Linked DNA regions of Homo sapiens: region 1 is linked to region 2. Evidence: chromatin contacts called from ENCODE Hi-C or POLR2A ChIA-PET data. All regions are on one chromosome and are shown on one strand. Each heading gives the region's core, a stretch centred on a gene start or an enhancer-like site at or near the end of the contact. The rest is flanking DNA. Distances are from core to core; before and after follow the strand shown.

Region 1 (2,785 bases), core at 173-2,672, 280 kb after region 2:
CTGTCCCTCTCCCCCAGCTCCTGCCCCTAACGTCCTCCAACACTTGCCAAGAACCCCTCACCCTCCGTCCTACCTCAAAATTCCCTCTCTTGCTGATCCCACCTTCTTCCATACTTCCTGCATAAACACCCTCCATTTCACGCACTTCTCCCGCTATCCTTTAAATGCCCCACACACCTCCTGCTCTCCATCCCCATCACCCTTCTCCTACTGTCCCCACCTCTCTCTGCAAGCCCTCAAACTAAGTCTCTGCCCCAATGAACTTCCCCCTTCCACCCCATACTCCTCTTCCCTGAGCACCAGATACCTGCCTTTTTATCCTTACATGTCAACCCCCTCCCGCCTCCCTGCAGGCTCCCCTATACACCTGGCCACACACTCCCTCACACCCCTCGCAGGTCTCCTGGAGCCCCTGGGCCTACCCTTCATTTCCCTATCACCCCAGAAGCCTAGGCACCCTGCTCCCCTCCCTCCCTTTCAGGCGCTCCCTGCCTGCCCTCACTTCCCCCTGCCCCGACCCCCTCCTCCATCGTTCCCCTTCACGGGCGTCCCGGTGGCCTTCCTAATACCCGCCCCACTCCCTGCCCCTGGCACGCAGCGCTCCTTCCAGTCCTGCTCGAGTCCCCAGTCTTCTCCCTCCATTCCCACCCCACTCGTCCCTGCCCTCCCCAAAAGCCCCCTCATTCCCTCTTGAACCCCACAATATAGTGCCCCCCCCCACCGGACGGAATGTCCTCCATCTCGCACTCGCCTGGCCCAGGGGGCCCCCCAAACCTGCCTGAAGGCTCTCCTCCTCCATTGGGCCGGATCCCTCTGCACCCCTATTTACCCCCAAATCTGCCCACACCTTCCGCCTGCCCCCCGAAGCCTCTCCCCAGCTCCTGCCCCCAATGTCCTCCAACACCTGCCCCGAGCCCCGAGCCCTCCGTCCCGGAAGACCTCCCGGCACCGCGTCCCCCAACCCTGCCCACGCCCTCCCCTGATCGGCCGGGACCCCGTCCCCGCGAAGGTGAGGAAGGCTGCCCGCTGCCCTTGCCCGAAGCGGCCGGGGCACCGCAGCGGCGGCGGCGGCGGCCACAATGCCGGAGCCGCGGGGCCGGGATTGCTCCCTGCTCTCCGCCTCGGCCGCCACCGCCGCCGCCGCTGCTAAGGACGCACAACAAACAATGCGGGGCCCGGGCCGGCTCCGCCAACCGCCTCAACCGCCGCCTTAACCGCCGCCCGCCCGGGACGGCCCGCCGCGCAGGCGCCCGCCCCGCCGCCGGAGCCTACCCGCGCCGCCGCGCTCTGCCCGCGCCCGGTACCCGCTCCCGCTCCGCCGCCGCCGCCACCTCGCCCGCTCGCGTCTCCGGCTCCTCTGCCCAGCGGCGGCGGCTGCGGCGGCTGCTGCCCTGGTGGCGCTCGCGGCTCCGGTCTCCGCTTCGGCGGCGGCAGCGGCGGCAGCGAGCACGTGACACCGTCGAGCGCGCCCATTGGCCAGGCCAGGGGGCGGGCCCCGCGGCTGCTGGGGAACGGAAAGCCCGCCCCCTCGTTCGCCGCGCGCCCCCTCCACGCGCGTCCTGCCGCACCTGAGAGCGCCGGCCAGCGCCCGCCGCCGCCTTGCTGTGCCGCCGCCTGCGCCAAGTGCGCACCTGGGAGCGCGCAGGGAGCACTCGCCGCCGGCGGCCTTATGCACCTGCCAGCGGACGCTTACGTAAACTGCGTCCCCGCCTTCCTCCCGGCCCCAGGCCCCCGCTCGCTGCAGCACCTGAGCCCCGCTGCGCTAGCGGCGTAACTGCGGCGGAGCGGAGACGAGCTGCGCTGGGAGGCTAGCGAAATGCACGGAAACTTCGTAACTTCCGAACCTGGGAGCTGCGCCGAGCCGCGGCGGCTAGCCGCCTTCCCCGGGCCCCGCACCCCAGTGCGGGATGCCCCCCAACCCCAGCAGCCACACAAATGGAGTAGGCGTCGCACTGCCTCCCGAGGTAGAGGGGCAGGCCAGTAGGCTTTGACTTGTGCCACCGCCCACCTACTTGCTGGCTGTGTGACCTTGGCCAAGTTACCAAGAACCGTTCTGAGCCTCAGTTTCCTCATCAGGAAAACTGGGACAATAATTCCAATTTAGGAGCTGTTGGGGAGATGGCATAAGACAATAGGTGTGAATCCTGGCACACAGCAGTCGCTGAACAGAAGCTGCTACAATCACCTCTCCTTCACCTGCCTATAATGAACCTCGCTGGGATTGAGTTTGGGCCCAGGACCTCTCTGACCTCCTTATGGTTGGGTCAGACTTTGGCTGAACACCTACCAGCTCTGTGCCAGGGGCGGCGCTGGGGAAGAATTAAAGGTTCGCTTTCTATTCTACAGTCCCTGGCCTCAAGTTCTTGGTGCCCAGCATTCTGCTTGCCAGTATACAGTCCCTGCTGTATACCGGGGGGTTTGCAGGCTGCAGGGATGCACTGGCAAATGAGACAATGTCTTTGCCCTAAGACAATTCCCAGCCTGGAGCAGAAACGACCTGACCACTCAGTGCCAAGACAGAGGACCTTGAACAGCCCAGGGGTTGAGGAGGGACTCCCCACAACAGCCCCCTTGGGGCCCCTTTTCATCTTTCTAACACACCAGGCTCAAATATTTTAACAGCTCTGTTTCATTCACAGAATAAAGTGTAAAAAACCCAATTTCAACTGAAAAGGCCTTGGTGATCTGGCCTTAAGCTTCAAGGTGCACGCCCTTCCCTTTGCCCCTCCTTCAGGCCAATGTGACCCTCCAGCCACACAGAACTACAGTACTGTTGTTTCCAGAG
Region 2 (2,935 bases), core at 208-2,707:
GAATCTTATTTTATTCATGTATTAACATGCTGTGGTTCAGGGGAAATTCTAGGTCAGATTATAACTTTCATACCATAAAATGATGGCTTTTAAAGGGAGGGCTTTTAAAAAAAATCTGGATGATAAAGGCATATAAATACATAAATTTAACAGAGGCAAAGTTTGAAGAATTTTAAAGCAATTAAAAAAATTGTCATATTGGGAACATGTTGCTACCTTCTTTTAGTCAGATACCAAGTGGCTAACTGCTCACAAAAATATGGCCAAACCGCCAGGCGCTGTGGCTCACACCTGTAATCCCAGCTCTTTGGGTGGCTGAGGCGGACGGATCACCTGAGGTCGGGAGTTCGAGATGAGCCTGACCAACATGGAGAAACCTTGTCTCTACTAAAAATACAAAATTAGCCGGGCGTGGTGGTGGGTGCCTGTAATCCCAGCTACTTGGGAGGCTGAGGCAGGAGAATCGCTTGAACCCGGCAGGCAGAGGTTGCAGTGAGCCGAGATCCTGCCACTGCACTCCAGCCTGGGCAACGAGAACGAAACTCCGTCTCAAAAAAAAAAAAAAAAAAAAAAAAAAAATATATATATATATATATATATATATATATATATATATATGGCCAAAGCTTAGTCAGCTGGATTTGTAGCTATATTTGTTTTGCTGATTGTATTTGCTTGTTTTAGTTGGTTGATTTACTTATATTAATAATCTAAAAATCTTAAGCCTTTTCAAGTCAAGTTTTCCCAGTAAAGTTATCTGCATACATTGGAAGGGGAGAAATAAGGTCTGTGTCTGAAGTCTAATCTTTTGTAGGGTTAGAAGTGACTGATTTTAATTTTTAAATATAATGATAATCCTTTGAGTGGTGGAAAGAACCATGGAATAGAAGTCAAAACTTAGCTTTAGTTTAATTATTGTTACTATTAACAGTGTCCCCATTTCCAAGTTTCTTTACATCTGTCAGTAGTTTCCTCATTTATTAAATGAGGTGGCTAGACTCTAAAACCCTTTCTCACTTTAAAATTTTATGGTTGCAAGATGACTTGATGTTTTTAAAATTACAGCCCATGTCCCAAAATGATTGTATTATAATCAGTAATTGCATGTAGAAGTCTGTTTCCTCCATGACTACCTCATTAAATTGGTAAAATGAAGTTATATAAAAATATGAATATTTCTAATATTTTGCTTTTAAATTAAGCACAGTGATTGGTTTATTAGATTATTAGAAAAACTGATAATTTTTAGTCTTTCTTCAGACTTTGGAATTGTCATGCCATCTGGTGGCCAATTTAGTGTACAGTGCAGCTTAAACTTTGAGGAGTAAAGTATGACTCATTGTGCTCTATGCTTTCTAATTAGATAGATTTCTATTCTCTCTCTCTCTTTTTTTTTTTTTTTTGAGATACGCCTCACGCTGTTGCTCAGGCTTGAATGCAATGGTACAAACATGACTCACTGCAGCCTCAGCCTTCTGGTCTCAAGCAGTCCTCCCACCTCGCCCTCCTGAGTAGCTGGGACCACGGATGCATGCCACTATGTCTGGCTAATTTTTTTTTAAGTTTTTCTAGAGATGGGGTCTTGCCACATTGCCCAGGTTGGTCTTGAACTCGTGGTCTCAAGTGATAGTCTCAGCTTGTCAAAGTGTTGGGATTACAGGCATGAGCCAACCATTCCTGACTATTTCTATTCTCAAAGCAATGCTGTGAGGTAGTCCTTCCTGCAATGTACCTTCCTGCCCTGCAAAGTGAAAATTATAATCTGTATAATTTTAAGTAGTTTTTTACCTTGTTAAGCAACCTTTAAACTAAATATATTTTCTTTCTTTTTTTTTTGAGACAGAGCCTTGCTCTGTCACCAAGGCTGGAATGTAGTGGCACGATCACGGTTCACCGCAACCTCTGTCTCCCAGGTTCAAGCAATTCTCATGCCTCAGCCTCCTGAGTAGCTGGGATTACAAGCATCTGCCACCATACCGGGCTAATTTTTTCTATTTTTCAGTAGAGACAGGGTTTCGCCGTGTTGGCCAGGCTGGTCTCAAACTCCCGGCCTCAAGTGATCCATTTACCTGGGCCTCCCAGAGTGCTGGGATTATAGGCATGATTCACCATGCCTGGCCTTTTTTTCTTTATTGAAAATATTTATGTAGTTTTGGTCTGTAAATTCTAATTATTAAATAGGAAAGATTAAGATCCCTCAGAAGTATCAGTATAACTTCCCTTCCTTCTGAAATCAGGCATATTCAAGGTAGAATGATCATAAACATCTCTGTTCTATTTGTTAATACTGACAAAGTGCTATTACAGAAAATCCCTGGATGGTCAGATTTGCTTTTCACATTTGTTAGGACTTTGTTCTCCTTTTGCTACATGGCTTTGCTGAATTTCTGGTTTATAATAAATACTGTTATGTTAACTTAAATATATTATTTAAGTATAATGATCAATATACCTAAATATATTAGGTTAATATATATTATTTAGGTATAATAATAATTATATATTATACATATAAATTATGTAATAGTTATATACCTATTATTATATAAAACCTATTATATACTTACTATTATACCTAAATATTTATTTTATCTAAATATTATACCTAAATAATTATTATACCAAAATAATTATTATACCTAAATATATTAGGTTAACACAACAGTACTTTAGATGTATGAAATCCTAGCAAAATATACCTTGGTTTGTCAGATTTAAACTTGTCAAAGGTAGTTCCTCTTATCCAGTAATTCTGTAATATGTATGGAAATTTATCTGCAGAAATAATCATTGAGGTTTTCAAAGAATTATTATTATGAATGTTCTCCAACATACTGTGTATAATATTAATAGCAAATTTTAAAAGTAGAAATTAAGTGTTGAATAGAGTACTAAAACATGTTGGTTTATGGATATTACTTATCCCCTGTCCAAC

What was found. A loop is a pair of places that touch in the nucleus more often than their neighbours do. ChIA-PET counts read pairs that join two places held with the same protein, here RNA polymerase II (POLR2A). Pooled maps may share reads with other maps.
Region 1: a pooled map shows a loop between it and region 2 (5-fold over the local background). The contact joins the promoter of STRBP here to the enhancer-like site in region 2. A Hi-C loop is called at or near these places in 9 of 50 pooled maps. POLR2A ChIA-PET finds 5 or more read pairs at or near these places in 3 of 52 experiments (GM12878, HepG2 and MCF 10A).

What each region holds. Positions count from the first base shown.
Region 1 is chr9:123,267,164-123,269,948 of GRCh38, forward strand. STRBP (spermatid perinuclear RNA binding protein) reads right to left here and starts at 1,423. Exons shown (of 19, transcript NM_018387.5): 1 at 1,273-1,423. RefSeq lists silencers at 1,149-1,198, 1,369-1,848 and an enhancer at 1,249-1,749.
Region 2 is chr9:122,990,219-122,993,153 of GRCh38, forward strand. The region is part of intron 6 of RABGAP1 (RAB GTPase activating protein 1); the gene reads left to right. Among named protein-coding and RNA genes, the nearest start is that of GPR21, 42 kb to the right of the region's middle. Within about 2 kb of position 1,458, at least 2 of the 41 ENCODE cell types and tissues checked have a DNase peak (open chromatin) inside an H3K27ac peak, as active enhancers do.